Linked DNA regions of Homo sapiens: region 1 is linked to region 2. A link is a loop called in an ENCODE intact Hi-C map of the cell type or tissue named here. Cell type or tissue: gastrocnemius medialis. All regions are shown on one strand. Links, peaks and the distances in the headings refer to the core of each region. The heading gives the core; the rest is flanking DNA. Region 1 overlaps CCDC126 (coiled-coil domain containing 126). Region 2 has its middle 27 kb from the start of CCDC126.

The links. Peaks named below come from ENCODE experiments on the same cell type or tissue, not always from the same donor. Only the 100,000 strongest peaks of a DNase experiment are listed, where the experiment ranks them.
Region 1: a loop joins it to region 2, with 7 times the contacts of the local background. A loop is called at or near these places in 2 of 110 quality-filtered maps.

What each region holds. Positions count from the first base shown.
Region 1 is chr7:23,617,552-23,627,273 of GRCh38, reverse strand. The region is part of intron 3 of CCDC126 (coiled-coil domain containing 126); the gene reads right to left. It also overlaps the pseudogene FCF1P1. Among named protein-coding and RNA genes, the nearest start is that of CCDC126, 25 kb to the right of the region's middle. In gastrocnemius medialis, for the core only: no CTCF peak of the experiment used is centred there; no DNase peak of the experiment used is centred there; H3K27ac peaks cover 743 bases.
Region 2 is chr7:23,565,356-23,575,077 of GRCh38, reverse strand. No RefSeq gene overlaps it. Among named protein-coding and RNA genes, the nearest start is that of CCDC126, 27 kb to the left of the region's middle. In gastrocnemius medialis, for the core only: a CTCF peak has its summit at 4,312 (motif pointing left); a DNase peak (open chromatin) is centred at 4,277.

The DNA of each region.
Region 1 (9,722 bases), core at 499-8,498, 52 kb before region 2:
AGAGTGGTGGGATTACAGGTGTGAGCCACTGCACCTGGCTGGCATCTATTTTTTATTTAAAGTGTTCAGCTACACTGATAAAGAGGAAAGCCAAAACCCTTAAAAGAAAGCAGGGTCAGTCGGAAAGCCTGATGTGGTTAAGGACTGGTGTTGCTGGAGATTCAGAACCAGGTGTAGGAAACCATGCACCAACTGCAAAGTGTTCCAGAGCAGTCAGTGTGAAGCTGGAGCAAGTATTCCCAATTCATTGTTCTAGGCAAATCACAGAATCCAACAGAGATAATATTACATAGGAAGAAAACAAAATTCCATCACAGAGGACTAAGAATGTGGAGGAAAAGATATAAGGTGGATGGAAATGATTATAGATTAAAGAGAAAGCACACATTAACTGTTCAAAATGTACAGGTCATTATAAAGTTGAATTAATCTGTCCACAGTCTTCAAAACAGTAACAATTTATTATAGACTAGCATTTTTAAAAAATATTAGCTAATGCAGAAACAGAAAACCAAATACTGCACGTTCTCACTTCTAAGTGGGAGCTAAATGATAAGAACTTACGAACACAAAGAAGTAAACAACAGACACTGGGTCTACTTGAGTGGGGAGGGTGGGAGGAGGGAGAGGAGCAGAAAAGATAACTATTGGGTACCAAGCTCAGTACCTGGATGATATAATAATATGTACAATGAACCCCCCAAGACACGTGTTTATCTATATAACAAATCTTCACATGTACCCCCAAACCTAAAATAAATATTTTTTTTAATTTCCATTAAAAAATATATTAGCTTATGTTTATTTTACCAACTGGAAAAAATAGGATAAACAGCTCAAAAGAGGTCCATTCAATAAATATTTTTGATTGACTAGCTTATTTGTATAGTAATGAAAGGCTATGGATAAATGGTTTCTATAGATGGCTAAATGTTTAAGTTATTGTAGAATTCTAATCTTATTATAATTTGTACTCCTATTTCAAATTAATGGAGCCAAGGAAGAAATTCAAATAATGAAACTAGAATAACTGGCTAACTCATCTGGAGAAAAGAAGCTGCATCTTACTGCTTACACCAGAAGTCCCAACTGTATTACAACTATAAATGTAAAACAAACAAAAAACAACAAAAAGCATAATACATTAGAATATAAGTTATGGAGAAAAAAATTTTCAGCACAAAACTAAATCATAAAAAATGTATTTTACTACATAAAATTTTAAAACAGCACACCCAGTTATTAGGCAACTGAAAATCAAAAGAAAAACCTCTGTAACACATGACAGCATTAGCATCTTTATAAAGAATCAGTCAAGGCCAGGAGCGGTGGCTCAAGCCTGTAACCCCAGCACTTTGGGAGGCCAAGGCGGGTGGATCACGAGGTCAGGAGATCGAGACCATCCTGGCTAACACAGTGAAACCCCGTCTCTACTAAAAATACAAAAAAAATTAGCTGGGCGTGGTGGCGGGCGCCTGTAGTCCCAGCTACTCGGGAGGCTGAGGCAGGAGAATGGCATGAACCTGGGAGGCAGAGCTTGCAGTGAGCTGAGAGAGCGCCATTGCACTCCAGCCTGGGCAACAGAGCAAGACTCTGCCTCAAAAAAAAAAAAAAAAAAAAAAAATCAGTCAAATAAGAAATAAACAAATTTCCCAGCAGAAAAATTGTCGTGACTCAAATAATTCACATTCTCATATGTACAAGAAATACAAACAGCCAACAAACATTTAAAAAAATCTTTTAACCTCCCCTGAAAGCAAATAAATCCAAAAGCAAACAACTAAATGCCATTTAAAATTAAATAGAATTGGTCAAAGTCTGCATATAAATGGTCACCTTCCCACTGACGGGAAAGTGGTATAGTAAGAATGTAAATTGGTAGAACCATTCTGGAGGGCAATCTGACAAATGTCTATTAAATTTAACGTGTGCACATCCTTGACCCCAAAATTCCACAATTAGGTAATCTATTCTTAAACATTCACACAAATATGAAATACATATACACACACATATATTTCATACACACAAATACACCACAGCACTAAATAAAACACACAAAAAAAGTTCAGCACCAAATTATTGATCATTAGGGAAGTAAACGAAAGACATTTATAAAATGAGATAATAGGCCAGGCATAGTAGCTCACATCTGTAATCCGAGCACTTTGGGAAGCCAAGGTGGGAGGATCGCTTGATTCCAGAAGTTTGAGAATATGCCGGGCAACACAGTGAGACCCTGACTCAACAACAACAACAAAAAATTAGCCCGGCAGGGTGGAGCACACCTGTAGTCTCAGCTACTTGGGTGGCTAAGGTGGGGGGATCACCTGAGCCCAGGAATTTGAGGTTATACTGAGCTATGATCACTCCACTACACTCCTGCCTGGGCAAGAGCATGAGATCCTGTCTCAAAAATTAAAATAAAATGAAATAATATTGTCATTAAAAAGGATAAAATAGACCTATGTGTATAAAATGGAAGTATATTTACAGTAACTTAGTGAAAATAAATAAGTTGCAAAACCAACATGTACAGTACGATGCCATTTTTGTTCAAAATAAAGCAATGTGTTGGAATATGCGTGCATAGGTACCACAGGTTGGAAAACTACAGCTGAATGGCCACCTATCTTTGAAAATACAGTTTTATTAGGAAATAGGCATGCTCATTTATTATAACAGACACCATATACAACCCACAAAACTGAAAATAGTTATGACATAGCCCTTTAAGAAAATATATAGCCAAATGCTGATATATACCAAATTAACTGAAATTACCTCTGCTCTGCTTTTGCTTATTTATGTTATCTATTTCTATAATATCTGGCTGGCCAGGGTGGCTCATGCCTGTAATCCCAGCACTTTGAGAGGCCGAGGTGGAAGGACGACATGAGGCCAGGAGTTTGAGACCAGACTAACCATCATTATTTCAGGAAAATCATCATGAAGGGAAGAAGGAAAAATATGTGTCCAGGGCATTCCCAGGTAAAGATGGTGAAGTGAACACAGGCATTTAGAATAAGCTTAGTCTAGGTACCCACAGAAACAGTAAACTGTTTTTCTCTTTATGTTTTTAAGCACAAATCCACAAGGCTAAAGATAACAAACAAGAAAGGAGACCACAGTAACAAAACTCCAGGGCTGAATGGTAACTGACTTAGCAGACCTGAGAAAGCTAAATCTTTAATGAGAAGTAAGAAAAGCCAGGAAGCAATCCTGTTTTCTCCACAGAATCCTACCCCGAAAGGTCCCAGAAATTTTACACCATGTACTACTGAAAACAGAGGTAAAGAAAGGACTAAAAACCTAGAAGGACTAGGTGCAAAGTTCTGGGATATATGTGCAGGATGTGCAGGGGGTTTTTATTCCTAAAAAGATACAACAAAAATTTTTTACTACAAAGCGACAATTTATAATTGTATAAATTTATGGGTTACGAAGTGATGTCATAAATTGTGGATACAATATGGAATAATTAAATCAAGCTAGTTAACATATCCAATACTTCAAATATATTTCTGTGATGAGAACATCAATTTTGAAATGTATAATACCCCATTATTAAGTATATGCACCACACTGTACAACAGAACTCAATAAAGTATAAAACATATTCTTCCTGTCTGAGATTTTGTACCCTTTGACCATCACTAAATTTTTTTTTTTTTTTTTTTGAGACAGTCTCACTCTGTCACCTAGGCTGGAATGCAGTGGCACAACTTCGGCCCACCACAACCTCTGCCTTCTGGGTTCAAGTGACTCTCCTGCCTCAGCCTCCACAGCAGCAGGGACTATAGGCAAGCAACGCCACACCTGGCCAACTTTGTATTCTTAGTACAGATGGGGTTTCGCCATGTTGTCGTGGCTGGTCTCAAACTCCTGACCTCAGGTGATCCGCCCACCTCGGCCTCTCAAAGTGCTGTACCACAGGCATGAGCCACCATGCCTGGTCTAAAATTTTTATGAGACAAAATATCAATTCCAAAACAGCATCAAAAAGTGAGCAGGCCAGGCACAGTGGCTCATGCCTGCAATCCCAGCACCTTGGGAGGCTGAGGCATATTTTTCTGTAGTAAAAATACAAAAGTTTTTGTCTCTACTAAAAATACCAAAAAAAAAAAAAAAAATCAGCTGGGCATAGTGGCGCGAGCCTGCAATCCCAGCCAGTTGGGAGGCTAAGGCAGGAGAACCGCCTGAACCCGGGAGGCAGAGGCTGCAGTGAGCTGAGATTGTGCCATTGCACTCCAGCCTGGGCAACAAGAGCAAAACTTCATCTCAAAAAAAAAAAAAAAAAAAAAAGAGTGAGCATATTTAACCATCCTCAGCTCACAGCAGAGCAAACAGGTCAACAGAATAATAATTCATGTTACTGCATGTGTAATGAACTCGCAACAAGAGAACATTGGTTGCAGAAAGGCAGAGGAATTGTGTCTTGTAAGATTTAGAATGGAGGGGCTCTGTAATCATCTGGCAACCATTCAATGTTGTATCTATGGTTAGAAATGTACATGACAGGAACTCCAGGAATCTTAAGGGTCAACTGTGGCCACAATGTAACATTTATGCTGAGCTACTCTCTGTACTAAGCAGTCATCTGCATAGGTTCCTTTGTGTGTACACAGTACAAACCTTGGATCCTTGGCTATCCTTAGAGCCACTCAATACTTCTGCCCCAATTTCTCAATTTCAGCCATTACACAATCAGTTACACAAGGGATACACCTGGCATACAGACAGTCCATCGTTGACTGCACTAAATCCAGTTTCGCTTTTAAGGAAAAGTTGATAAAGTTGGTATCAGAGAAGAGTCAAATAGACGCAATAAAAAATGATAAAGGAGAGATCACCACTGATCCCACAGAAATACAAACTACCACCAGAGAATACTATAAACACCTCTACACAAATAAACTAGAAAATCTAGAAGAAATGGATAAATTCCTTGACACATACACCCTCCCAAGACTAACCAGGAAGAAGCTGAATCTCTGAATACACCAATAACAGGCTCTGAAATTGAGGCAATAATTAATAGCTTACCAACCAAAAACAGTCCAGGACCAGATGGAGTCACAGCCGAATTCTACCAGAGGTACAAGGAGGAGCTGGTACCATTCCTTCTGAAACTATTCCAATCAACTGAAAAAGGGGGAATCCTCCCTAATTCATTTTATGAGGCCAGCATCATCCTGATACCAAAGCCTGGCAGAGACACAACAAAAAAAGAGAATTTTAGACCAATATCCCTGATGAACAACAATGCAAAAATCCTCAGTAAAACACTGGCAAACCGAATCCAGCAGCACACCAAAAAGCTTATCCACCTTGATCAAGTGGGCTTCATCCCTGGGATGCAAGCCTGGTTCAACATACACAAATCAATGAACATAATCCAGCATATAAACAGAACCAAAGACAAAAACCACATGATTATCTCAATAGATGCAGAAAAGGCCCTTGACAAAATTCAACAGGCCTTCATGCTAAAAACTCTCAATAAACTAGGTACTGATGGAACGTTATCTCAAAATAATGAGAGCTATTTATGACAAACCCACAGCCAATATCATACTGAATGGGCAAAAACTGGAAGCATTCCCTTTGAAAACTGGCACAAGACAGGGATGACCTCTCTCACCACTCCTATTCAACATAGTGTTGGAAGTTCTGGCCAGGGCAATCAGGCAGGAGAAAGAAATAAAGAGTATTCAATTAGGAAAAGAGGAAGTCCAATTGTCCCTGTTTGCAGATGACATGATTGTATATCTAGAAAACCCCATCATCTCAGCCCAAAATCTCCTTAAGGTGATAAGCAACTTCAGCAAAGTCTCAGGATACAATATCAATGTGCAAAAATCACAAGCATTCTTATACACCAATAACACACAAACAGAGAGCCAAATCATGAGTGAACTCCCATTCACAATTGCTTCAAAGAGAATAAAATACTTAGGAATCCAACTTACAAGGGATGTGAAGGACCTCTTCAAGGAGAACTACAAACCACTGCTCAACGAAATAAAAGAGGATACAAACAAATGGAAGAACATTCCATGCTCATGGATAGGAAGAATCAATATCGTGAAAATGGCCATACTGGCCAAGGTAATTTATAGATTGAATGCCATCCCCATCAAGCTACCAATGACTTTCTTCACAGAATTGGAAAAAACTACTTTAAAGTTCATATGGAACCAAAAAAGAGCCCGCATTGCCAAGTCAGTCCTAAGCCAAAAGAACAAAGCTGGAGGCATCACACTACCTGACTTCAAACTATACTACAAGGCTACAGTAACCAAAACAGCATGGGACTGGTACCAAAACAGAGATACATACCAATAGAACAGAACAGAGCCCTCAGAAATAATACCACACATCTACAACTACCTGATCTTTGACAAACCTGACAAAAACAAGCAATGGGGAAAGGATTCCCTATTTAATAAATGGTGCTGGGAAAACTGGCTAGCCATATGTAGAAAGCTGAAACTGGATCCCTTCCTTACACTTTATACAAAAATTAATTCAAGATGGATTAAAGACTTAGATGTTAGACCTAAAACCATAAAAACCCTAGAAGAAAACCTAGGCAATACCATTCAGGACATAGGCATGGGCAAGGACTTCATGTCTAAAACACCAAAAGCAATGGCAACAAAAGCCAAAATTGACAAATGGGATCTAATTAAACTAAAGAGCTTCTGCACAGCAAAAGAAACTACCATCAGAGTGAACAGGCAACCTACAAAATGGGAGAAAATTTTTGCAATCTACTCATCTGACAAAGGGCTAATATCCAGAATCCACAAAGAACTCAAACAAATTTACAAGAAAAAAACAACCCCATCAACAAGTGGGTGAAGGATATGAACAGACACTTCTCAAAAGAAGACATTTATGCAGCCAACAGACACATGAAAAAATGCTCATCATCACTGGCCATCAGAGAAATGCAAATCAAAACCACAATGAGATACCATCTCACGCCAGTTAGAATGGCGATCATTAAAAAGTCAGGAAACAACAGGTGCTGGAGAGGATGTGGAGAAATAGGAACACTTTTACACTGTTGGTGGGACTGTAAACTAGTTCAACCATTGTGGAAGGCAGTGTGGCGATTCCTCAGGGATCTAGAACTAGAAATACCATTTGACCCAACCATCCCATTACTGGGTATGTACCCAAAGGATTATAAATCATGCTGCTATAAAGACACACGCACACGTATGTTTATTGCAGCACTATTCACAATAGCAAAGACTTGGAACCAACCCAAATATCCAACAATGATAGACTGGATTAAGAAAATGTGGCACATAGACACCATGGAATACTATGCAGCCATAAAAAAGGATGAGTTCATGTCCTTTGTAGGGACATGGATGAAGCTGGAAACCATCATTCTCAGCAAACTATCGCAAGGACAGAAAACCAAACACCGCATGTTCTCACTCATAGGTGAGAACTGAACAATGAGAACACTAGGACACAGGAAGGGGAACATCACACACCAGGGCCTATTGTGGGGTGGGGGGAGGGGGGAGGGATAGCATTAGGAGATATACCTAATGTAAATGACAAGTTAATGGGTGCAGCACACCAACATGGTACATATATACATATGTAACAAACCTGCACATTGTGCACGTGTACCCTAGAACTTAAAGTATAATAAAAATATATTTTTCTTAAAAAAAAGAAAAAATAAATAAAGTTGGTATCAACAAGGATGTAGTAAGGTGGGCCCAGCTGTGCATTACATTGGAAAAATAGGCAGGAAGGGTGTTGGGGAACTTCTCTTTCCTTTAATGCGCTGGGATCCTTTTCTTCTTTCTTTGTAGGTTTTAATCTATCCTTTTCTTTAAGCCTCTGATCTCTGAGTTTAAGCATGCGCTTCATGGTTGCATACTTCCTTGTGTTCTTTTGCTTCCCTATGGTCACGCCACACTCCTGTTTCTTCAGATGTGCAGGTTTGTTACATAGGTAAACCTGCGCCATGGTGATTTGCTGCACCTGTCAACCCATCACCTAGGTAGGTATTAAGCCCAGCATGCATTAACTATTTTCTATGAAGCAATTCATCCTTAAATTCTGTGCACCACTCCAAAACCTCCCCCACTGCAGAAGATCTGAGATGTATTTTCTTAAGGGGATAGAGCAGTTGAGGGCCTGGGTTTACACTGGAAACTGGAAGAGTAAATGAAGGTAGTGAGTGCTGAGATCACTCTTCCTTGCCCAGCCTTTTTCTCTCGCTCAGATCCCAGAACACTTACAGGCCTATACTCTCCAGCAACAGACAGGAAGTGCTTCTCCAGGGTATCTGACCAGCTCAACAGGAGAGACCTAAATATACTGATATTAGAGATCATCTCAAAGGAATAAAATACATTGATACTGTGTAATAAAAAATTTAGGCCAAGCGCGGTGGCTCACCCCTGTAATCCCAGCACTCTGGGAGGTGGAGGCAGGTGGATCACATGAGGTCAGGAGTTCAAGGCCAACCTGGCCTTGAACATGGTAAAACCTCATCTCTACTAAAAAACATAAAAATTAGCTGGGCGCGGTGGTGCATGCCTGTAGTCCCAGGTTCTCGGGAGGCTGAGGCAGGAGAGTCACTTGAACCCAGGAGGTGGATGTTGCAGTGAGCCAAGATTGCACCACTGCACTCCGGCCTGAACAACAGAGCAAGACTCTGTCTCAAATTTAAAAAAAAAAAAAAAAAAAAAAAATTTAGCTGATCTTTGTCTCCAGTTGTTGGGAGGTAGCCACTAAGTGCCTGGAATTTCCTGAGTGACGAATGTCTTTATTAGTCATGGTAGGCCCCTGGGACCACATCTGTTAGTTTACCTTAAGGAGGCAACTCAGAGTGGGGCTCTAGATATTTTGTGCTAATGGGAAGACCCAGAATGGGGGGTTGGGGAGCTGGCCATGTCAGAAAGGACAACCATGTGATTAGAGAGTTGGGGATTTTCAGCTGACTTCCAGGGAGGGGAGGAGGGGTGGAGATTAAGTTCAACCACGTGGGCAATGATTCAATCATGCCTACATAATGAGACCCCAATACAACTGTACATTGAAGTTCAGGTGAGATTCCCTAGTTGGCAATATTCTGCATATTATCACACACTGATGTGTGTTGGATATGCCAGGAGGGTAATGTGTCCTGGTTCTATGAAGAGAGGACAACAGAAACTGCATCTCGTACCCTCCCAGACCTTGTCCTATGCGTATCTCCCTTTGGCTGGCTCTAGCATCTATCCTTCTTCTACACTAAAACTGTAATAGTAAGTATACTTGGCTCTCTGTATCTGTAGGGAATTGGTTCTAGGACCCACCACGGATACCAAAATCCATGGATTTTCATGTCCCTTAGTTAGATCTCTGTATCTGTGGGTTCTGCATCCACAAATTCAATTACAGATTGAAAATAAAGTATTTATATCAAAAGTGACGCACAGTACTTTTCAGTGAGTTTTACAGGTCAATCTAGTGAATTGTCAAACATAAGGAGGTAATAACCCACAAATTTGTAGCCACTTGATCAGAAGTGAAAGTGGCCTGGGAATACCCTAACTAGTGGCTGGTGTCTGAAGTGAGGGCAGTCTTGTGGAGCACTGTGCCCTTACTGCAGGCTTAACTGCAGGTAGTTGGTATGAGAAGTCATTATAAATATTAAGGATATACCCAAAGAAATGTCCCAGCCAGATCATCCTATA
Region 2 (9,722 bases), core at 689-8,688:
GGGATTACAGGCATGAATCACCATGCCTGGCCCTGGCCTACATGTTCTGAATGCAACTTGGCCAAAGTCTCTGGGGCCAGCCTAAGGCAAAAGACTAGACATGCCATGAACAGCAGTCGAGAAGACAGGACCTTGCCTCCTCACTGTTACATACTTAAAAATTTTTGAACTAAACGGGAGTGGGGGTGGCTCACGCCTGTAATCCCAGCACTTCGGGAGGCCGAGACGGGCGGATCACGAGGTCAGGAGATCGAGACCATCCTGGCTAACACGGTGAAACCCGGTCTCTAATAAAAATACAAAAAAAAAAAAAAAAAATTAGCCAGGTGTGGTGGCAGGCGCCTGTAGTCCCAGCTACTCGGGAGGCTGAGGCAGGAGAATGGCGTGAACCCAGGGGCAGAGCTTGCAGTGAGCCAAGATCGCGCCACTGCCCTCCAGCCTGGGCGACAGAGCGAGACTCCGTCTCAAAAAAAAGAAAAAAAAGAAAAAAAAAGACAGTGGGGACGACCTAGTTTCTCCAAGAAAGAAAAAAATATATGTATCAAGGGATCTCAGGTCCAGGAAGAACACCAAGTGTAGAGTGACACATCAAGGGTCTTGGGAACAGCCCTGAAGAATCTCTACCTCCTGGGAACATTAGCATCAGCCAGTGGCCTAGCTGTCCCTCTGCAGACAGGCTCAGTCCTGATGAGCCAGCTCCCTGCTAAGCTACCAAAGGAGGGAAAGAAATGTGCTTCCAGGGCCATCCAGACTTCTTCGCTGGCTTGCTTTGGGCAATCTTTTGAATCAATGCTTAAAACTGAGAAATGTTTTCTCACTTTGTGACTTAAGCCAAAAGCCTGAACTTTTTTTTTATAGCAGGTATAAAATCAGTGAAGCATTCCTTAATTTTCTACTTCTTTGTGGGTTTTTTGGTAGTTCAAATATGTGTGTATATATAATTATTCAACATGACTTTCTGCAATCTAGTTGAAGTGAATAATGTAAATATTTCGATTTCTATTTTGTGTATGATTTCTTTTCTCACTTTATTAACCATTATTATTATTTTGAATTATTTTGAATTTTCATCCTGGACAGTGATTGTTATTTATCTGTTTTAAATGTTTAGCCATTCAAAATAATTATTATTTTGTATTATTTTGAATTTTTATCCTGGACCGTGATTGCTATTTATCTGTCTTAAATGTTTAGCTTCTATTTTCAAAATAATTTATTCTAAACCTAGAAAGGTCACACTGTTTTCTGTAATCATTGTGCGGTTAAAATAATATTGGGCAGGCATGGCGGCTCCCACTTACTATCTGGCATTTTGAGAGTTCAAGGCAGAAGGATTGCTTGAGCCCAGAAGTTTGACATCAGCCTGGGAAACATAGGAAAATCCCAGCTCTACAAAAAATAAAGAATTTGCCAGGTGTAGCAGAATGCACCTGTGGTCCCAGCTACTTGGGGGGCTGAGGCAGAAGGATCATTTGAGCCTGAGAGGTTGCAGCTGCGGTGAGGTATAATCAAGCCTCTGCACTCCAGCCTGGGCAACAGAGCAAAAAGCTATCTCAAAATAAATAAAGGCAATCATTCATCTCACTAAACAAACAAACAAACAAACAAACAAAAAAACAAATATTTGGTCAAAATAGTTGAAATGAAGTGGAATTTTAAATCTAGTTTTCTGGCCGGGTGCAGTGGCTCACGCCTGTAATCCTAGCACTTTGGGAGCCAAGGTGGGCAGATCACTTGAGGTCAGGAGTTAGACAGCAACCTGGCCAACATGGTGAAACTCCGTCTCTACTAAAAATACAAAAATTAGCCGGGCGTGGTGGCACGTGCCTGTAATCCCAGCTACTTGGGAGGCTGAGGCATGAGAATTGCTTGAACCCGGTAGGCGGAGGTTGCAGTGAGCCAAGATCACGCCACTGTACTCCAGCTTGGGTGACAGAGCGAGACTCAGTCTCAATAAATAAATAAATAAGTAAATTTAGTTTTTTGAAAATTTGACTAAACTTTCATGTACATATATAATACATATTTCATATGTATTTTTATATATATATATATATATATTTTTTTTTTTCCTTGAGACAGGGTCTTGCTCTGTCATCCAGGCTGGAGTGCAGTGGTGTAATATTGGCTCACTGTAGCCTTGACCTCCCAGGCTTAAACAATTCTCCTAATTGTGTGTGTGTGGATGGGGTCTCACTATGTTGCCTGGGCTGGTCCCAAATTCCTGGGCTCAAGTGATCTTCCTGTCTCAGACTCCCAAAGTGCTGGGATTACAAGCTTAATATATTTTTACAAAAATAAAACTATTTACAATTCTAGCACTGTGTCCATTTAGTTGCCAATGTAAATAATCAGTTATTCATTTTAAGCCCCTTTGTCTAAACCACATATATATATATTTAGTAATATGAATTGCTCATTATTGCAAATGCACCTCAGCTGCTAGGTTTGTGTGTTGCAAACACAGTGTTAATTTGTGAGTAACCTGAATTGGAACATCGAGAGAAGCAAAGAAATGGATCCCCAGCACTACTGAGAAACGATGCTTCATTATGTGAGATTCTAATGTATTTGTAGCATCTGAGAGGAAGGATTTGTCAAGTTCTGTAATTAATTTATTTTATCCCTTACCTGAGTTTTTTTTGCCACTCAAGTGTTTTCTATGCTCCGAAGCAGTGCCCATCTCCAAGGCTGGCAACAGTACAATCTAAAGACCTTTGCAACATTCTAATTCAGCCCCCTTTTTTAAGGACGTAGAGCAAGATATATGGATGCATTGCCCTGGAGCCTGAATAACATCAGTCACAACAAAGAATATGCAGGGTCACAGGTCAGGCTGTGCCAGCCCTAAATATGAAGTCAGTGGCCAGGGTGCCCATGTGTACTTTTTATGTCATTGTGATACACGAAGAATTCTGAAGTGCAGATCTAGAGCAGAGGCCCCTCTTGTCCAGGTCTAAGGTACTGCTTTTATGTTGCTTCTTGTTTGCTACAAACAAAAATATGATGAACATCCTTATTTCTGTCTCCCTGATTGTCAATGAAGGGTTCCTCTAGGATATATTCTCAGGAGTCAAATTGTTGTAGAGAGTCACAGAGTACACATATTCTTAACATCACTGAGTATTGCTCTGTTGGACAGCTGTGCTACCTTACACTGCTGATAATACATAAATATTTCCTTGTTCTCTTTTGTTTTTTGTTTTTTGTTTGTTTGTTTTGTCAGAGACAGGGTCTCACTCTGTCACTCAGGCTGGAGTGCAACAGTGTGATCATAGTTCACTGTAACCTCAAACTCCTGGGCTCAAGTGATCCTCCCACCTCAGCCTCCCTAGCAGGTACACACCACCATCTCCAGCTATTATTTTCATTTTTTATAGAGACAGGGTCTCACTACGCTGCCTAGGCTTATATTTTGAATTCAAATATATCATTTTCAAAACCAAAATGGTATTGTTCTCAACCTACTCTTTCACAATTTGAATTTTTCATTTGTCTAGTTTGATATTGATCCATTGGCTAAACACTTTATAAGCAAAGTTATCTAACCAGTAACCACTCATTTGTACTAGCATCTGATCTATATTTCTGCCTCCTTCATCCAAGTAGTATATTTGCTTGCCAGAGCACAGACTTCAGCAAACTAATAGGAACTGTCTCAAGGGAGGTGGAGCAAGATGGCTGAAAAGAACCCTCCAGCAATCGTCCCTGCACAGGAACCTCCAATTGGACAAATCTCCACGTAAGAAAGCACCTTCACAAGAATTACAAAATCAGAGGAGCAATCACAGTACCTGGTTTTAGCATAATAAGAAGAAAAGACACATTAAAAAGGGTAGAAGGGACAGTCTCACATTGCCGACACAACTCCTCCCTTAACCCCAAGCAACTAAAGCAGCTTGTAGGAAGAATCTGTGTGCTGGAGGGGTGGGTGGGGAAGGAAAGGGTGGTAAAGCCTGAATAAGTGTTAGTGGCAGCCAGGCCATAGTGACCTCGGTCTTTGTGTGACCCCTAGTGCTGCACTGGTCAGGAAGCTATGTTCTTGGGGTGTAACCTAGCATAATACCAGCTGTGATGGCCACAGAGGTGCCCATATAACCCCTCCCCCAACTTCAGGCAGCTCAGTGCTGAGAGAGACTCCTTCTATTTGGGCATTTGGGTGACAAAGAGGAAAATGAATGAGTGACTTTCCCTTGCAACTCAGGGATTTCTCCCTGATCATCCCCACGTCCATCTGGGCTGGGTATCTAGGAGGCTGGAAGAGAGTCACAGCATAACTGGGCTTAGGGTGCCCTCTGGTGCTGAAATGGCTGCAGTGACCATAGACAAGAACCCAAGAGTTCCTTTTGAATCTTTTGAAGGCCCTCTGAAGGACAGGAACAAACTAAGTCAGACTGTGAGAACTGGAATAAATACCCACCTCTCCAATGCCTGGACATCGATGAATGTCCACAAGCATTAAGAACATTAAGAACAAAGCCGGGCGCAGTGGCTCATGCACTCCCAGCACTTTGGGAGGCCAAGGCGGGCAAATCACAAAGTCAGGAGTTCAAGACCATCCTGGCCAACATGGTGAAACCCCATCTCTACTAAAAATACAAAAATTAGCTGGATGTGGTGGTGCATGCCTGTAATCCCAGCTACTCAGGAGGCTGAGGCAGGAGAATTGCTTGAACCTAGGAGGCAGAGGTTGCAGTGAGCCAAGATCGTGCCACTGAACTCCAGCCTGGACAACAGAGTGAGACTCCATCTCAAAAAAAAAAAAAGAACAGAACATTAAGAACAAATATCACCTCACCAAACTGACTAAATACAACACCAATAACTGACCATGGAGAGATAGAGACATATGACCTCTCAGACAGGGAATTCAAAACAGCTATTTTGAGGAAGCTCAAAGAACTTCAATAAAACAGAGAAGTAATTCTAAAATTTATCAGAGTTAACAGAGATTGAAATAATTTTTAAGCACAGAAAACTTGGAGCTGAAAGATGCAATTGACAAGTTTAAAAATGCGTCAAGTGTGTCAGCAGAAGAACTGATCAAGCAAAAGAAAGAATTTGTGAGCTCAAAGCTATTTGAAAATATGCAGAAGAGAAAAAAGGAAAAAAGAATGAAAAAACACTTAAAGATATAGAAAATAGCCTCAAAATAGCAAATCTAAGAGTCACTGACCTAAAAGAGAAAGTAGAGAAAGAGATAGGGATAGAAGATTTATTCAAATAAATAATAATAGAGAAGTATGCAAATCTTGAGAGCAATATTAATATCCAGGTATAAAAAGGTCAAAAATCACCATGGGGATTCAATTAAAATAAGACTCTCCAAAGCATATAATACTCAAACTCTCAAAGGACAAGGACAAGGAAAGGATCCTAAAAGCAGCAAGAAAAAAAAAACGAGTAACACATAAAGGAGATCCAATATGTCTAGTAGCAGACTTTTCAGTGGAACACTTATAGGACAGGAAGGAATGATATGACATATTCAAAGTGAAGGAAAAAAACTTTTGACTGAAAATACTGTTTCCAGCAAAGCTATCCTTCCCATATGAAGGAGAAATACTTTCCCAGACAAACAAAAGCTGAGATAATTTATCACCATCAGATCTGTCTTACAAGAAATCCTAAAGGAAGTTCTTCAATCTGAAAGAAAAGGATGCTAACAAGCAACAAGAAAGTATCTGAAGGTATAAAACTCACTGGTAAAAGCAAGTACATGGACAAATTCACAATACTCTAAAACTGTAATTGTAGTGTAGAAACCACTTATGTTTTAAGTATAAAGATTAAAAAATACATGAAAAATAATACAGCATTTTATTAAGTGGAAGACACTATAAAAAGATATAAAGTGATGCATCACACAGACCAATGGGAAAGAGAAATTATTTTAAAATTTAAAAATTAAGATAAAGGCTGGGCGCGGTGGCTCATGCCTGTAATCCCAGCACTTTGGGAGGCTGAGGCAGGTGATCACCTGAGGTTAGGAGTTCCAGACCAGCCTGATCAACATGGTGAAACCCCAACTCCACTAAAAACACAAAAATTAGCAGGCACGGTGGCTCACGCCTGTAATCCCAGCACTTTGGGAGGCCCAGGCGGGCCCATCACTAGGTCAGGAGATTGAGACCATCCTGGCTAACAAGGTGAAACCCCGCCTCTACCAAAAAATACAAAAATTTAGCCAGGCATGGTGGCGAGCACCTGTAGTCCCAGCTACTCGGGAGGCTGAGGCAGGAGAATGGTGTGAATCTGGGAGGCAGAGCTTGCAGTGAGCCGAGATCGTGCCACTGCAGTCCAGCCTGGGCAACACAGCGAAGACTGTCTCAAAAAAAAAAAAAAAAGAAACCCGTCTCTACTGAAAATACAAAAAAATAGCTGGGCATGGTGGTGCACGCCTGTAGTCCCAGCTATTCGGGAGGCTGAGGCAGGACAATCGCTTGAACCTAGGAGGCGGAGGTTGTAATGACCCGAGATTGCACCACTACACTCCAGCCTGGGTGATAGAGCGAGACTCTGTCTCAAAAAAAAGAAAAAATCAGCTGGGTGTGGTGGCAGGTGCCTGTAATCCCAACTACTCAGGAGGCTGAGGCAGGAAAATCGCTTGAACCTGAAGGCAGAGGTTGCAGTGAGCTGAGATTGCCCCATTGCACTCCAGCCTGGGCGACAGAGCAAGACTCTATCTCAGAAAAAAAAAAATTTAAGATAAAAAATATATAAATTGAGACCACAAAAAAATGAAAATGTGAGAGGAATGCAGTAACAGTATAGAATTTTTTAGTTTTGTTTTAGCTATTTCTTTTCTTTACAACGTTGTCATCAGTTTTAAATGACTTCTTATAATTATAGGATTTTTTTTGTAACCCCCATGGTAACCACAAAACAAAAACCTATAATAGACACACAAAAAATAAAAGCAAGAAAGTGAACCACACTACCAGAGAAAATAACCACAAAGGAAGACAGTAAGAAAGAAAGAAGAGTTAGAAAACAACCAGAAAACAGGTAACAAAACGGCAATAAGAAGTCCTTACCTATCAATAATAGCATTGGATGTAAATGGACTAAACTCTCCAATTTAAAAACATAGAATGGCTGAATGGATAAAAATAAAAAGACTAAACTACATACTGCCTACAAGAAACTCACCTCACCAGCCGGGTGCAGTGGCTCACGCCTGTAATCCCAGCACTTTGGGAGGCCGAGGTGGACGGATCACGAAGTCAGGAGATCGAGACCATCCTGGTTAACACGGTGAAACCCCGTCTCTACTAAAAATACAAAAAATTAGCCAGGCGTGGTGGCGGGCGCCTGTAGTCCCAGCTACTTGGAAGGCTGAGGCAGGAGAAAGGGGTGAACCCAGGAGGCGGAGCTTGCAGTGAGCCGAGATTGTGCCACTGCACTCCAGCCTGGGCGACAGAGCGAGACTCCGTCTCAAAAAAATAAATAAATAATAAATAAAATAAATAAAATAAAAAAGAAACTCACCTCACCTATAAAGACACACATAGACTGAAAGAGAAGGGTGGAAAAAAAATGTTTCATGCAAATGAAAACCAAAAAAGAGCAGGAGTAGCTATACTTACATCCGATAAAATAGACAAAGTCAAAAACTGTAAAAAGAGACAAAGAAGGTCATTATATAATGATAAAGGAGTCAGTTCAGCAAGAGGATATAACGGTTGCAAATATATATGCATCCAACACTAAGGCACCCAGACATATAAAGCAAATATTATTCTAGCTAGAGAGAGAGAGAGACTTCAACACAAGAATAGTAGAACATTTCAACACCCCACTTTCAAAACTAGATAGATTTTTCGGACGGAAAAATCAACATAGAAACCAAAATTAAGCCGGGCGTGGTGGCTCATGTCTGTAATCCAGCACTTTTGGAGGCCAAGGCGGGTGGATCACTTGAGGTCAGGAGTTCGAGACCAGCCTGTCCAATATGGCGAAACCCTGTCTCTAAAAATACAAAAATTAGCCGGATGTGGTAGCAGGTGCCTGGAATCCCAGCTACTCGGGAGGCTGAGGCAGGAGAATCACTTGAACCCAGGAGGCGGAGGTTGCAGTAAGCCGAGATCATGCAATTGCATTCCAGCCTGGGCAACAAGAGCAAGACTCCGTCTCAAAACAACAACAACAACAACAAAATAAAAATAAAAATAAACTTTAATGAAATAAATGGAAGAGGACATTTAAAAATAGAAAAATATTTTATGCTCATAGATTAGAATATTGTTAAAATGACAATACTTCCCAAAGCAATTTACAGATCAATGTAATCCCTATCAAATTACCAATGACATTCTTCACAAAAATAGAAAGAGCAATCCTAAAATTTATATGGAACCACAAAGACCCTAAATAACCAAAGGAATCCTGAGCAAAAAGAACAAAGCTACAGGCATCACACTACATGACTTCAAAATTTATTACAAACTATAGTCACCAAAACAGCATGGTACTGGCATAGAAACAAACACACAGACCAATAAAACAGAATAGAGAACCCAGAAATAAATCCACACATTTACAACAACTCATTATTGAGAAAGGCACCAAAAACATACAATTGGAAAAGGACAGTCTTTTCAATAAATGGTATTGGAAAAACTACATAACTCTATGCAAAAGAATGAAACTAGCAGCCATAAAAAATGATGAGTTCATGTCCTTTGTAGGGACATGGATGAAGCTGGAAACCATCATTCTCAGCAAACTATCACAAGGACAAAAAACCAAACACCACATGTTCTCACTCATAGGTAGGAATTGAACAATGAGAACACATGGACACAGGAAGGGGAACATCACACACCAGGGACTGTTGTGGGGTGGGGGGAGGGGGGAGGGATAGCATTAGGAGATATACCTAATGCTAAATGAAGAGTTAATGGGTGCAGCACACCAACATGGCACATGTATACATATGTAACAAACCTGCACGTTGTGCACATGTACCCTAAAACTTAAAGTATAGTAATAATAAAATTTTAAAAAAAAGAATGAAACTAGACCTATATCTCTCACCATTCATTAAAATAAATTCAAAATGGATTAAATAGTTGATTCTAAGACCTGAAACTATGAAACTACTGGAAGAAAACATTGGGGAATTGCTCCAGTACATGCATCTGGGCAAAGATTTTTTTTCTGTAAGACCTGAAAAGCACAGGTGACCAAAGCAAAACAGAAAACTGGATTATGTCAAGCTAAAAAGCTTCTATAAAACAAAGGAAACAATTAACAATGTGAAGAGATAACTCACAGAGGCCAGGAACAGTGGCTCACGCCTGTAATCCCTGCACTCTGGGAAGCTGAGGCGGGCAGATCGCTTGATCCTAGGATTTTGAAATTAGCCTGGGTAACATAGCAAAACCTTGTCTCTACAAAAAATTAACCAGGCATGCTGGCACACACCTGTAGTCCCAGCTACCTGGGAGGCTGAGGTGGGAGGATCACCTGAGCCCAGAAGGCTGAGACTACAATGAGCTGTGATTGCACCACTGCCCTCCAGCCTGGGTGACAGAGTGAGACCCTGTCTCAAAAAAAAACAGAGAGGGAGATCATCCATGGAATGGAGGAAAATATCTGCAAACTATCCATCTGCCAAGGGACTAATAATCAGAATATGTAAGGAACTCAAATAGCTCAATAGCAAAAAGTAATAATCATCTGATTTTAAAATGGTCAAAGGATTTGAACAGACATTT